3 separate regions of the Homo sapiens genome follow, and all the other regions are linked to region 3. Evidence: chromatin contacts called from ENCODE Hi-C data. All regions are on one chromosome and are shown on one strand. Each heading gives the region's core, a stretch centred on a gene start or an enhancer-like site at or near the end of the contact. The rest is flanking DNA. Distances are from core to core; before and after follow the strand shown.

Region 1 (4,882 bases), core at 1,869-4,368, 1.3 Mb after region 3:
TTTTTACAGTAACCAAGTGTTTTATGCTTTTGTTTTGTTTGATGAGAATAACTTCTAGCACTATGAAACAAATAGCTATTTAATTCAACAATCAGTTTAATAAACTTTTTGTAATCCCAGCTAGCAAAATAAAGTCACCTCTTAGGAAATGAGCCAAAGAGGAAGGTAAACTATTTTAGAAACGTAGTTTAAAATGTATATGTAGTGACAGAGCGAGACTCTGTCTCAAAAAAAAAAGTATATGTAGTTAAAAAATCTAAAAGCATCCATATTTTTTCAAAATGGCATTCAATGATGTTCAAGTAAACTATTTCCTTTACTCAGGAGATGAGTTTCTCACACCTGCACAATGACATCCTGTGGCTATTATCAGACATATCGGAGACCTTGGACCTTGTGTTGATTTATGTAGAGGATTCCCTTTCCAGAGGATATGCTGGATAAGTACAGCAAATTGACTGCAACGCTCTATAAAACAGATCTTTCATATATCTGTAATAAAATAACAGTGTACATATTTACCATAATGAGAAACTGCATTTGCTTGAAGTATAATACATTTTTAGTGTTAGTGGGCAGAGTAAAATATTCCATATATTTTAAATAACTAATGGAAACAATTTAATGGAATTTAAAAAATTTCATGTATTTAAAAATATAGTGTTTTTTTTTTTTTTTGAGACAGAGTCTTGCTCTGTTGCCCAGGCTGGAGTGCAGTGGCACAATCTTGGCTCACTGCAACCTCCACCTCCCAGGTTCAAGTGATTCTCCTGCCTCAGCCTCCTGAGTAGCTGGGATTACAGGCGTAAGCCACCACGCCCAGCCCTATACTCTTTTTTAAACATTGGTATCCACACTTATTCTATAACTCTTATAGCTATATGTTGGCTGTTTAGTAAACAGATTTTTTAAAACTTTTATTATGGAAAACCTCAAATATATACAAAAGTAGAGTGAATAGAATAGTGAACCTCATGTAGTCAAAACCCAGCTTCAATAAGTATCAACTCATGACTGAACTTATTTCACCCATAGTCCCAGTGATCTACCTACACCCTACCCACTCAACAGATTTTTGGAAGCAAATCCTTGTCATGATATTACTGGGAGAAATACTCTTTTTTGGGACTCTTGTTTCTATACATCTTGCTGGGTGGACCAAGAGACTGCAAGGCTCTAACTATTCTTTTACCAGAACCATTTCTCAAGGTTGATTATGTAGCTGGTAACCTTAAAAAATGGGTAATCCTTCCTTCCACACCCATCATCACCCCTGAACAAAGAGCAGGCTTGCTTACTGCTTGCTATAAAATTGGTCGTTTCCCCAAGTTGTGATCCTCAGCTGTGAAGCAAACCTACTGTATGGGCAGGTAGCCTCTGGGCCCCTCTGTATTGCTCTTGTAGCACCTAGGGGCAAAAGGAACCAATACACATATGCTGATGTTCATGCTGCTACTGTGTCATGAGTAATAAAGTTCTTTGTCTCTGACCCAAGAGGCTCATGTGTTCTGCCAGTCTCCATAAAATAATAGCAGGATAATTTATTAGGTTGGAGGCAGGATCAAATCTAATCCCAGATACCATATATCATTTTATCTGTACATATTTCAGTATATATTTTTAAAAAATAAGAAGTCTTTTAAAAAAGCTCACAATACTATATTTTTAACAAATAACAGTAATTTTTAATATCATTGAATATCCCAAATTGTGTTCAGATTTCCCTAATTGTTTCATTTTTTACAATGTATTTGAAAAAGGATTTAAATAAGTTTCATGATTATATTGGGTGATTTGAATTCAAAAAATTTTATTTTAGTAAAAAATATATAAAATTTGTAATTTTAACATACAAGTTGGTGGTATTAATTATATTCAGAATTTTGTGCAACCATCACCACTATTTCCAAAACTTTTACATCTGGGTTATTTGAATCTTAAGTATCTTTCTTTTAATCTACAGGTTTTCCTTTTCCCATTCCCTTGCATTTATTTGTTGGAGAAAATCAGGTCATTTCTACTATAGTTCCCCATAATTTGGATATTTACTATTTTTATAACTGCAGTGATGTTTAACATGTTCCTTTGTTCCCTGTATTTCCTGTAAATTGGTTTTTGGATCTAGAGGTTTATTTCGACTCAGGTTAATTTTTTTTTTTAATAAGACTTTCATTCATATGGGGTTTCATGGATTTCCATCAGATGGCACATGATGTCTGGTTATTTCTCTTTTCGAGATGTTAGCAGCCATTTATGACTACTGCCTAGATTGCTTATGTTTTAGGGGTGCATAATGGTGATATTCAAATTCTATTATTTCTCCTTAATAGCTATAATACTTCCCTAAAGGAAACAGCTGCATAGTACTCCATTGCCTGGATATTTACTCAATCAGTCTAAACATATTTCATAAGTCATAATTCCCTATTTATCAAACATAATTTTATTGTGATGGTTTTCCAACAAGAGAGAAGTTGTCATTGTTGTTGCTTTGTTTTTTATTCATAAAGAGTACAGAGTATGCTTCAAGCCTCAAGTGGCATTTCAGAAAAAGTTAAAAACTATTTCTAGATGATAATGTAAATAAAAATCCTCACCCTCCAAAATAATCTGTTCATAAAGTGTCCCTTTTGTTAAAACGTACCCAGGAGTCTTTAGAAGAAGACAATCTTGGTAGAAGGTAATCTTGGTAGGGACAAGCAATTTCAGTTTTATTCTCTTACAATGAAGAGTACTGAGAGCTGGGGAGGGCCTCCTTTACATGTGTTCTTCTGGTTCTTTTTTAAATGCATGGACCTAAAATTAAGCACAGTGGTTTTTTCTGGTGATAGTACATGCCAAGATGGCATATCGGAACATTTTCCTTAGAGCAACATTGAGATACATCTGTGCAAATCAATCAATTACCAACTCAATGGACTTATTTAGCAGCAATACGAAACTCAAAAGTCATCATAGTGATTGAACCTCATTATCACTTTGCCATTAAAAATATTAAGCATTTCTTTTTATCCCTCACCACAGCATCTGTAACTCACACCTGGCATTTTGTGAAACTTCTGTTTGCTGGGTAGTATAGCAGGTGAAATGTCACGTGACCAAACAGTTCTTCGGTACACTGAGCATCAGATGAATAAAAAGAGGGAAAGAGGAAGTGAAGCATTTTTCAAGTTATTTTTAGTAAAAATCTTGCCACTCGTTATTCATTGGCTTATTGCCATCTTAAATAACTTAAAAAAGACATATTTTTGAAATATGGGAGGATTTTCTGTCTGTCCCTGTCTCTCTTTCAGCAAAGGGACCAAGAGAGTAAAGTAACAATTCACAAATACATGTGATGGTTTCATACAGTTTTTGTCAGAAGAAAAACCTGTTGTCTTAGTAAAAATGAAAGAAATGGAAGCTTAACTAAATTAGGCTTATAGGAAAATGATTTCAAAAGCCCACCTTCCAAATCAAAAAGTGAATGTGGGTAGCATGCAATTTGTGTTTACTAAATGCAACTTAATTTGTTTGTTTTAGTACTCCATTATTGTGAAATAAATTACTTCAAAACTTAGTGGCTGAAAACAACACACATTTATTATCTTACAGTTTCTGTGGGTCAGAAATCCAGAGTGGCTTAGCTGGGGGCCTCTGGCTGAGGGTCTCTCATGAGCTGCCATCAAGCTGTGGGCTGGAGCTGAGGCACCTTCAAGTTTCCTTACATGGCTGTTGGCAGCGTCAGAAGATCCATTTCCAAGTTAATGTGGGGCTCTCCACAGGGCTGCCTGGAGACAAAGAATCTGGCTTCCCCAAGAGTGAGAAATCCAGAGAGAGAGAGAGAGCGAGCACCCAAGACAGAAGCCACAAAAGTGACATCCCATCTATCACGCCTTCTGTATTCTGTTCATTAGAAAAGCCTCAATACCCCCAGCCCGCCCTCAAGCGGAGTAGATCACACAAGGGCTTGGGATACCAGGATGCAGGGATCCTTGTGGGCCATCTCAGAGGCTGCTTTCTAGAGTTTGCTCATGTTAAATGTAAATTTTTTAAATAGAAAATATATTCTCATGGTTAAAAATTCAAAATGTTCAAGAATGTATATGGTAAGAAGACTTCATATCCTGTTAGCCAATCCCCTCCTTGAGCAAACTGTCATCATTTTCTTGTTTATCCTTTCAGAGACATTCTGTTAAACATCAAGTTGAAAATGTGGGATTCCACAGGGTGTGAGCAGAGAGCACTCCACCTTGCCAGCTCAAACCTGCTTTGCAGAGATAACTTCCCCACCCCTTGGATGAAATCTCAAGTGGATACTATGACTTTTCACCTCCCTCTCAGATAAAAAGCAGTCCTCCAGTCACTTTCAGTCATAACATAGTTGTATTTCAGAAATAAAATACCTAGTCATGAATAATATTCAAACTCGATTTTTTTTTTTTTTTTTGAGACAGAGTCCTGCTCTGTCACCCAGGCTGGAGTGCAGTGGCACGATCTCAGCTCACTGTAGCCTCCGCTTCCCAGGTTCAAGCAATTCTCCTGCTTCAGCCTCCCGAGTAGCTGGGACTACATTCGCGCACCACCAGGCCTAGCTAATTTTTTTTTGTATTTTTAGTAGAGACGGGGTTTCACCATGTTGGCCAAGCTGGTCTTAATCTCCTGACCTCATGATCCGCCCGCCTCAGACTCCCAAAGTGTTGGGATTACAGCCGTGAGCCACCGCGCCTGGCCAAAACTCGAAAATTTAAGGTTAAAGCTTCTCACCTTCCCTAGCTTGGGCCTGCTTCACGCTGGAAATCTGGAATGAGAAGAGATGGAGTCGTGGTCAGCTTCTCCATTTCTGTTCTGTACTTCTGCCCGTTCTCTTCTGCCTCTCTGTGGTTTCATTGGGTTGCCTTTA
Region 2 (4,573 bases), core at 318-2,817, 1.3 Mb before region 3:
ATCCTTGGATACTGAGTGCGTCTTATAATTCTGTTTTCTATGAAGAACTTTAGAGATGGAGCTTGTTTGTTGTATTCACACTTGTATGAGGCATTTTGTAAAGAAGTTCTTTACTTTGCAGATAGATAGCATAATAGAAGCACAGGGCAGACAGATGATCTGCAAAGGTCACACTAACAGTGTTTACATTTATGTCTGACTCCACTGCCTACTCTCTTTAGGTCAGAATGCCTCCTAGGCCCTCAAAAGCGGAGGCAGCCAGAAACCCAGCATTATTCTTTCTAATCCTCAGTCCTGTAAATGAGAAAATGATGTCTTACTTTTATAAAGTACTACTAATAATAGGGTCTGCATAGGGTACATGAGTGGCAAAGCACCTTCACAAACATATCATTTGGTCTTCTCTTATCACCCCAGGAAGTGGTGAAGAAGCAGGCAAGTGGGAAACTGAGGCTCGGAAAGCTAAAATGGCTTGTCTGAGGACCCACAGCTCAAAAACAGCAGTGTTGTGCCTGAAACTTAACACTTTTAGACTGTGGTGCCGAGTTCTGTTCTCTGTACCTCTCTGGTTTTTGGCATGAAAATAAAGCAGGGAAAGTTAGCAAAGAAATTCATTAACAAAGTTACCATTTAAATAACCTCTCCATCAAATACATGGTCTTCATACTGCAACATTTCCAGGTGAATAACTTTGGTGTTTCTCTTCTGACAGTGGCGTTCACAATACATACAAGAGGGAGCTTGGAGATCACACATTTCCTTACCTTGGAGGCTGAAGAAGATCCTGGTTTATGAACTCTCTGTTAGTAAGAAAACCAGCAAAAAGGCCTTTCAGATTCTCCGTCCCATATAGTGTGCTATTCAGGAGAGCCGATAGAGGGCGGTTACTGAACACAGATCGTGTGAAAATTAACAGCTTCCGAACTGATTTCTTTGCATTGGCTTTGTCAGTTTTACTTTCTATTTCTTGGGAAATATTTCTATTTCTAGTTCTATTAGATTTCTATTTCTATTCGTTTCTATTTCTTGGGAGTATGTCAGGGGAAGGCCAAGATCATAGCAGCAACGCAGACAGGATTTATGAAGTCTGCTTACCATTTCTCATAGAACTCTAGATTCTCCAAGCCTACAAGATTCTCCAAGCCTACAAGATTTATTCTAATAACCCCTGAAGTTAATCAGATTCATCTTATCCCTGACTCCTCACCCCTCTTCTCTCACCAATACACATGTCCTCTTGCTCCTGGTAATAACACAAAAACAACATGGTTAAATTTTGGACTGAACAATTACTAGGCAAGAGAAAGCACAAAATCCTTTGGTCTTGCACAGCTAATGGTAAGCAGCAACTGGAAATAAAAACAAATACACATTATGAGTTCAGCTATATCTCAAGTTAGTTTTTTTGCTTTTGCTTTTGTTTTCTTTTCCCTGCTCTATTAATGAGTTAATCAATTAAGATTTTCTTTCCTTGCATGGAAAGATTTTTGGCTTTGTTTTTAGATTAAGAAAGCTTTTCTCAGTTTCTTAGTTAATTATGAACATGCACTATCACATCATCTTGGACTCAATTCAAAAACTTATCTAAAACATGTAATTACTGGGAAATTCCAGATTAATTTCCTGCAAGTTTTAGTTAGTTAACGATTGTGTTAAACACTTAAGAGAGCAGCTCCTAGATGACTAAACCTGCTCAGCTGAAATCAAATGCTCTCATGCTTCCCTGAATGGACACACACAGAGTCTCTTCACCTGAGGAATAAAGTGTAAGGTGAGGACCCGGTTCTTACCTAAGAGAACAAAATAGCAAAGACACCTCTATAGCTTTGAGAATACGGACATGTTGGGCCGGGTGCGGTGGCTCATGCCTGTAATCCCAGCACACTGGGAGGCCGAGGCGGGTGGATCACCTGAGGTCAGAAGTTCAAGACCAGCCTGGTCAACATGGTGAAACCCCATTTCTACTAAATATACACAAATTAGCCAGACGTGGTGGTGGGCGCCTGTAATCCCAGCTACTCAGGAGGCTGAGGCAGGAGAATTGCTTGAATGCAGGAGGTGGAGGTTACAGTAAGCTGAGATTGCGCCATTGCGCTCCAGCCTGGGCAACAAGAGTGAAACTTCATCTCAAAAGAGAAAAAAAAAAGGGATACAGGCATGTCTTCTTGAGTTCTGGGTGAGAAAGAAAAAAAAGAATACAGATATGAAAGCTAGTATATACTCATGTATATATGAATGTATATACATTATATAAAGGTATTTATCTTGAGAGCTTATTGTTTTAATAATAATTCTTTTCCTATGGAGAACTCAAAATAATATATTGAGTCCCTGTCTGCATTGCCTTGGCGGGGAGGGAAGGTCGGAAAGAGAGAGAACAGGAGAAACGAAAGTTCACTTCAGGTCCTAGGTCACGTGGTGAATTTGGCAGAGCTTGACCGGGAACGCCTGCTTTTGTTAGACTTTGAGACTTGTAGGAAAACACTCCAAACAAAGGCCTTAAGACAAATCTACCAGTTGAGGTAGGAAATCCACTGAGATATTTAGTAGACAGAACTTGATAATTTCTTTCCTTTCATATTTTCATTTTAGATCTTCAGAACTTTTATTCAGGGGAGAAAGGCCCAGGTAGCTGCTGCTGTTCAGCTTAAGGCTAATCTGACCTTCTATAACAGGAGTTCAAGTCCCAGAAATCCCTAGTCCTCCATCAGAGGTAAGTAAGGATGGCAGCTGAACCCAAGAAAAGGAGCATGAATGATTAACTCTTCCTTCATTTCACCTCAGAAAATGGGGGCTGGGCGCAGTGGCTCACACCTGTAATCCCAGCACTTTGGGAGGCTGAGGCAGATGGATCACTGAGGTCAGGAGTTTGAGACCAGCTTGGCCAATGTGGTGAAATCCCATCTCTGCTAAAAATACAAAAATTAGCCAGGCGTGGTGGCGTGTGCCTGTAATCCCAGCTACACCAGAGGCTGAGGCAGGAGAATTGCTTGAACCCAGGAGGTGGAGGTTGCAGTGAGCTGAGATCACGCCATTGCACTCCAGCCTGGACAACAAGAGTGAAACTCCATCTCAAAAAAAAAAAAAAAAAAAAAAAGGAAAGAAAGAAAGAAAAGAAAAATAAAATGTGGGGAAAAATATTTTACTTTAATACTTTGCCTGCCCTGTCAAGACGTAGTTCATCATGCTTTGTGGGGAAAAAATTCACAATTAAAAGGATTTAGCTCTGTGTGACAGCTGATATTCTTAACTGCAACGGTCTTTCTGAGGAGTTATTATTTCAAAGAAAAAAGTGCATTGAGGACAATAAATATGTTTATTTTCATTGGTAAAGAAGGAAAGTAGAATAAGTTTTCATATTTGTTTTTAAGAATATGAATTCTACTCTGTTCTTTGCAATGTTTTCTATCTTCTAGCAAACACATTAAAAGGGCATTTATTTTTCTTACGCTCAACCAGAAGCAGCTAGTGTGTACTGCTCTCACAGAGAGAAATAGATGGGGCGAGTAAATACTGCACTTTCAACCGAAACATACAGATACACATGTTGGAATTCATCAAGAAAACAACCTGACCCATGGAGAATGGAGAAAAGCAGGGCAGGACAACCGCCCACACGGGAGAAACATGGAGCCAGGGGAACCTCCCCATCCAGGGAAGCCGTGAGTGAATGAGCGACCCTGCGGACCAATGCTTCTCCCATGGATCGTTGCTACTCTTGGGTCAGGAGATCCCCTCATGAACCCACTCCACTAGGGCCTTCAGTCAGATACACAGAGCTATGGGGAGTCTTGGCAGAGCAGCCGCTCAGGTACACACGGAGCCCCAGGAGCCTTAGATATCCTGGCTTCCTGGCAAAAGTAACTGCTACTCCAGCCAAGTGGGAGGTTAGACCCCCATACCTACTCCTATGAAAGGGGCTGAATCCAGGGGGCTGAGCAGCGATGATCTGCAGGCCTCACTTCCATAGCACTTCAGAGGTCACAGGATAAGACCCACTGGCTTGGAACTCTAGCCAGCTGCTGGTAGCAGCATTACACATCCCTGAGAGGGAGCTCTCAGAGGAAGGGGTAGGCGGCCATCTTTGCTGTTTCACAGCCTCAGTCCTTGTTGCCTTCAGGCTTTAGAGAGTGCAAGGTGATCCATCAGTGACTGGAGTGGACCCCCCAGCACAACATGGCTGTCCTGTGGAAAAGTGGCCAGACTGCTTTTTTACACAAGTCTCCAAACCTGTTTCTCCTCACTGGATGAGTCCTCCTGGCCTGGGTCTCCACCCACCCCCTGCCAGGGATATTGAGCCAGTAGCAGCTCCATAACTCTCTGGGACAGCGCTCCCAGTGTTTGGGGGTTGGGGGGTGAGAGGGTGGGGGGTGTGATGTTTGCTGTCTTGCAGCCCTTGCCCTTACTGTCTCCAGGCTCTGAAAAGTCCTCTGTGAGTACCAGGGGCTGGTCCAGACCCCCAGCACAGAGCGCCCACCTTAGAAAAGCGGTCAGACTGTTCCCCACAAGTCCCAGTCCTCACTGCATAGGGCTGCCCGACCTGAGACTCCAGCACCACCATCCTGTTTCCGCC
Region 3 (4,653 bases), core at 992-3,491:
TTGTCTGTTCCTGCTGTTCTCTGCTGTCTGTATCTGCTGTTCTTCCCAGACCACAGGCAGGTTCCAACATGTGCTTTAATTTAGTCTCATCTCTCATAGGATGTTGCCCACCTTTAACCTGTCTGGTAGTTGATGTGTGTACATGATACCTTTTGTTGGGTTATTCTGGTTTTCCTTCTGCTGTTTAGATGAGAGCTTCAGTCATTCTTTGGTCACTCAAACACTTTCAGACATAATAACACACTAGGCTTGTGACCATTTGGTATTTGGGGTCTTTGAATAATGTACACTGTATTTTGACAGTGGTCTGGGACACCATCAATTGATAATTGTTGCAGCAGAGGATTGCAAGATAAAAACAAATCTCTGTCATGAAAGTCAGAAATCCCAAATGTAGAATAATAATGGAAGTTTGTAGCATTTTTAGAGCACTATATGGTTTACAAAACTTTCACATTAGCTATTTTAGTTCTTATAACGGCCTTAAGTATCATTTCTCTGATTTTAGTGTGGAAACTGAGATCTAAAGAGATCTGAATGATTTCCTCATGGTCACACAGCCAGTGAGTGACAGAACTGAAGGTATCTGACCACAGGGCCTGTGTTGTTCCCACCTCCCACAGCTGAAGGAGTTGGAGTTCCTACTTTTCTCTGAGCTAGCTGCATGGCTTTAGAGAAGTAGGATGGAAGGGGTTAATATCAGTGGACATGAATGTCTCTAATATTCTTCATTTCTAATTTTTTAAGTCTATCAGGTTTGGACACGAAATTTTTAAAGGGCATGATTTAGATTTCTAGGAATCCCTGTTTCTGAATATTTTGGGGGACTAGGGCTTAGGTTACATCTTGGAATTTTTAAGGTACTGGAGCTATTTAACCCAAATCTCACTACCACAAAGAAGCTGTCCATCCATCAACACCATTTTCCCAGGCAAACAAGACTGGGTCAGTCTCTCCAAGGCCTGTCCCATGAAAATTAGAGGGTGCTGGCATTACCAGAAAGCAAAGCTTCCATCCAGGTATGGATGAGCTACTTCTGAGAAGGGAGTAATCAGTATGGACTGAAGTAAATGGGAATTCTTCCTGAACATGTGCCATCAAGCTATAGAGCAGAAGTTGGGTGAAATTTGAAAGGCGGAGTAACAAAGGCAGAAGCATGCAGGCATCGCTAAGAGCTTGGCCTTACCAGCTGGCTGACTTTGGGACTGTGCTTTGCTCTCTTCATTAGTATAATGGGGGTGGTAGTAGCACCTACTTCACATGGGCAATGTGGGGATTAAATAGTAATCATGTAAAACCTTAGCCTGACAAGTTGATATACAGTAAAAGCAAACTATTAGTTACTAGCTCAGTAAGAAACCAGGATAGCTAGGAACAGTTAGGGAGTCTAGGTAGGTTGGGTTGGGTGGGTTGGATTGGTTCCAACTGACAGGGAAAGACGCTACTTGCCTCAAGAGTGGATGAAATAAATAGCTATGGAATAACTGTATATGCTTTCCTGCAGGCTCCTCACTTAATATATATCGTACAAGACAGTAATAGCTAATATCATAGGCAGCAAATTTGACATTTGTTCATTTGTCTTTTTGTAATGAATTATTTGAGGTGAATTATGCTGATGTGTACCACCATCATTCCATTTGAATATGTGTCTTAATGTATAATGTCCTAAGGGCTGCCCAGGACTGGTGAGCAGTAACTCACTGCAGGAGGCCCCTAATTTGCCATTTCCACACCACTGCCCCATCCCTCCAGCCCCCTTAAGTTGGCAGCAGGCCACTCTGTCTTGTCTAGTAATGGTGATGGAGAGCCTGAGTGATTCTTAATCAAAGAAAATGACAACTCCATTTACATTTGTACAGATCTGATATTCACATTTGGATGTATGCCTAAAGGTACCTGGGTTGAAAATATGTGGTGTAACATTGCTTTATCTTCCTAAATCATCCTGACACAGCCTTGGACTTAATAGGGAGTGGGACCCAGAATTATGAAATAATAGCAGACATGCCACTGGAGGCTGAAATTTATGTTTTATGAGATAAAGTGGTTCTTAACTATTTTTGTTGCCATGTTCAATAGCTAGTTACTTTTAATGTTTCTATAATAAGAAAACAGTATGCAAAGATACACTTTAACAGAATTTCATAAGCTCCTACACTATGGGTAATAACCAGAGTTCTGAAAATAAAACCGTTACTTTCACTTGCATTTTAAGTCAGATTGATAGCTTTCTTTCATTTATAACGTCGTCCTAGTCTGAAAGCAAAATCACCATTTTATTATTTCTTATTCAAAGGCTGAAAGAAAAAGGTACCAAGTAAAATGATTTTGTATGACAAGGTCAATAAGACTTGGCAGCAAAGACTTGGATTGAAACTTTAGCCTTGCCATTAACCAGCTGTGATGTTGAATAAGTCATCTAGTCCTTGTCTCACTTGTAAAATGGTATAATATTGATACTATAGTTATATTGCTATTACCTGGAATGACACCCCACTCTTATTATTCACAACCTGGACTTTTTATGACCCAGGTCTGTTTTGCTTTTAAAATCTTAAATGTACAGCATCCCAATCTTAGACCACAGCCTTTGATGCTTCCAGCCTGTACTCCCTCACACCCTACACACCTGTTCTTTGATGTTGACTAAGCCCTCGGGTCTTTTGTCAGTCTCTCAGTCCCCATGAAACTTTAATAACTTGTCTCTCCAGCCTTGGGCCTCATGATTTCTTAGTTTAATCATTTTTAGCCAACATGTACTATCTCCTTTATCCTTTGTTCTTCCATAATATCCACCTTGCAGACCCCTTCCCTAAGGTCAGTCTAGCTGTTTATTTTTCTGCATTTGGGCTGCACAGCTCAACTCAGCACTGCTTAATAATCAACTGTGTATGTACCTGCTCAGTTCCTTCTCCTGTTTTCCCTGGAATAGTTGCTCCCAATCTCCACCACTCTCCTCTCCTCCCTTCCGCTGCCCCTGCCTTCATTGTTCTCCACAGGTGACCTTCTTCTATGCCTTTTAGAAAAACTGGAGCCATTGGACAGGTATCCCTTATTGGGTAAATATCCCACAGGTCTCCCTCTGCCTTTCTTCTCAAACTCATCTTCTTCCCACATTCTTACCTTCTTTCATCCTAACTCAATGTAAAGCTTTTCCCTCTGTGTGAGAGGACTCCTCCTGCTGTTTCTGTTGTCTCCTCCCTTGCCCAGAATTGCCCCTTTCCTCCCAGCCTGCAGTCATCTTCAGCGAGACCTCAGGACTAGTTTCATCTCTTTTCAGACCAAGCAACTTTTTTCTACCCTCTTTGCCTCCACATAGTCACCTCCCATTTTTTCCTTCACTCTATACAAACTGATGTCTGTCCCTGCATTGCTGTGTAAGGTCCCAGGGGCTTCATAATTGCCAGATTGAATGAGCTCTTTTTAGTCTTTATTTCACTTGGTCTTCTGTAGCACTGGCTCTGACCATACCCTCCTTTTTGAAACTCATCACATCCTCCTTCCTGAAACTTTCTCTTTCCTTGATTTGCAGTCATATTGCTGCTTTCTTTTTTCCCACCCGCTGGTTGTTTTTTCTTGGGGTTCATTGCAAGTCCTTCTGTCTCTGTAGACTGACTTGACCTCCTGAAGCCCAGTCTTCTCCACTGGACTAATGGACACATCTGTCTGGATGTCTACCCGGCCCCCGAAAACCTTGTTATGTCCTTGACTGAAGTCACTTCCTGCCTTCTTCATGTTTTCCCGAGTCTTCTGTCTCAAAGAATGGCACTCTTACCCACCTAGATTGTACAAGCCAGAGATGTTATCTTCCTGGAGGACTTCTGTTTCTCTTTCAATTCTCCAAAACACCATCTACATGTCCTGTTGATTCTACTTATTTATTCTTTGGATCTATTCTCTTTTCACTGCCAGCCTTTGTTTCAGATCCTGACTGGATTAATCATCTCCAAATCTTGGTAGAGGACAGATGAACTGCAATCCTGGATCTGAGTGGTAGCGGGTAGGAAGGTGGGCAAGGAGTGGGGAAGATGGTGACAGGGTGACCTTTCTGGAATCCAGTCTGATCTTGTAACTCCCAAGTGTAAACTCTTTAACATCGTACTCCTTACGTGACACAGGAAGCTGTTCTTCATTGGGACTTTGTCTTCTCCAATTGCATATCCTGCTATTTTCTACACACATGTGATGTCATAGCCATACACAGACTTAAGCCCTTCCTCATACATTGGCCAGTGCCTTTACTTGTTGCTTGAAATGTCCTTCCTTGTCTTCCCCCCAGTCTTATTCTTCTGATCTTTTAGGACTGAATTAAAGTCCTACTTTTGCTACCATTTCTGTTCAGCCCAGTCTGAGTTGGTTGCTCTGTGGAACTTTTGGCCATCTGCGCATCATAATATCAACTTCTCAAGCGGCCAGCCTCCTGCAAACCTTGTATGTCCTAGACTGAAGTCACCGCCTGCCTTCTGAAAACTCCATTTTGAGAAATAATAGCTGAAAACTCAAGATCTTGAGGGAAAAACTAGTGCTAGAAAGACTAAGATTGTAAGTGAACTCTGAAAATATTTTCAATCTAATGAAAGCTCTTAGAAATATTTTTTTTGTTTGCTAAAAGGAAGCAATAAAGAAAATGCAGAAGTCAAATGAGATGCT

The links. Hi-C counts contacts between places; a loop is a spot of excess contacts on that map. Pooled maps may share reads with other maps.
Region 1: a loop to region 3 is called in a map with no recorded cell type, with 5 times the contacts of the local background. The contact joins two enhancer-like sites. A Hi-C loop is called at or near these places in 7 of 37 single-sample maps with no recorded cell type and 4 of 50 pooled maps.
Region 2: a loop to region 3 is called in a pooled map, with 4 times the contacts of the local background. The contact joins the promoter of LINC02068 here to the enhancer-like site in region 3. A Hi-C loop is called at or near these places in 2 of 37 single-sample maps with no recorded cell type and 11 of 50 pooled maps.

Annotation. Positions count from the first base shown.
Region 1 is chr3:169,938,872-169,943,753 of GRCh38, reverse strand. It overlaps SAMD7 (sterile alpha motif domain containing 7), which reads right to left. Exons shown (of 9, transcript NM_001304366.2): 9 at 4,579-4,882. Among named protein-coding and RNA genes, the nearest start is that of SEC62, 25 kb to the left of the region's middle. Within about 2 kb of position 3,118, at least 4 of the 41 ENCODE cell types and tissues checked have a DNase peak (open chromatin) inside an H3K27ac peak, as active enhancers do.
Region 2 is chr3:172,592,601-172,597,173 of GRCh38, reverse strand. It overlaps LINC02068 (long intergenic non-protein coding RNA 2068), which reads left to right and starts at 1,567. Exons shown (of 4, transcript NR_146714.1): 1 at 1,567-1,771; 2 at 2,593-2,713. RefSeq lists a silencer at 761-1,055 and enhancers at 3,824-3,963, 4,026-4,573.
Region 3 is chr3:171,246,572-171,251,224 of GRCh38, reverse strand. The region is part of intron 2 of TNIK (TRAF2 and NCK interacting kinase); the gene reads left to right. Among named protein-coding and RNA genes, the nearest start is that of MIR569, 140 kb to the right of the region's middle. RefSeq lists an enhancer at 47-126. Within about 2 kb of position 2,241, at least 2 of the 41 ENCODE cell types and tissues checked have a DNase peak (open chromatin) inside an H3K27ac peak, as active enhancers do.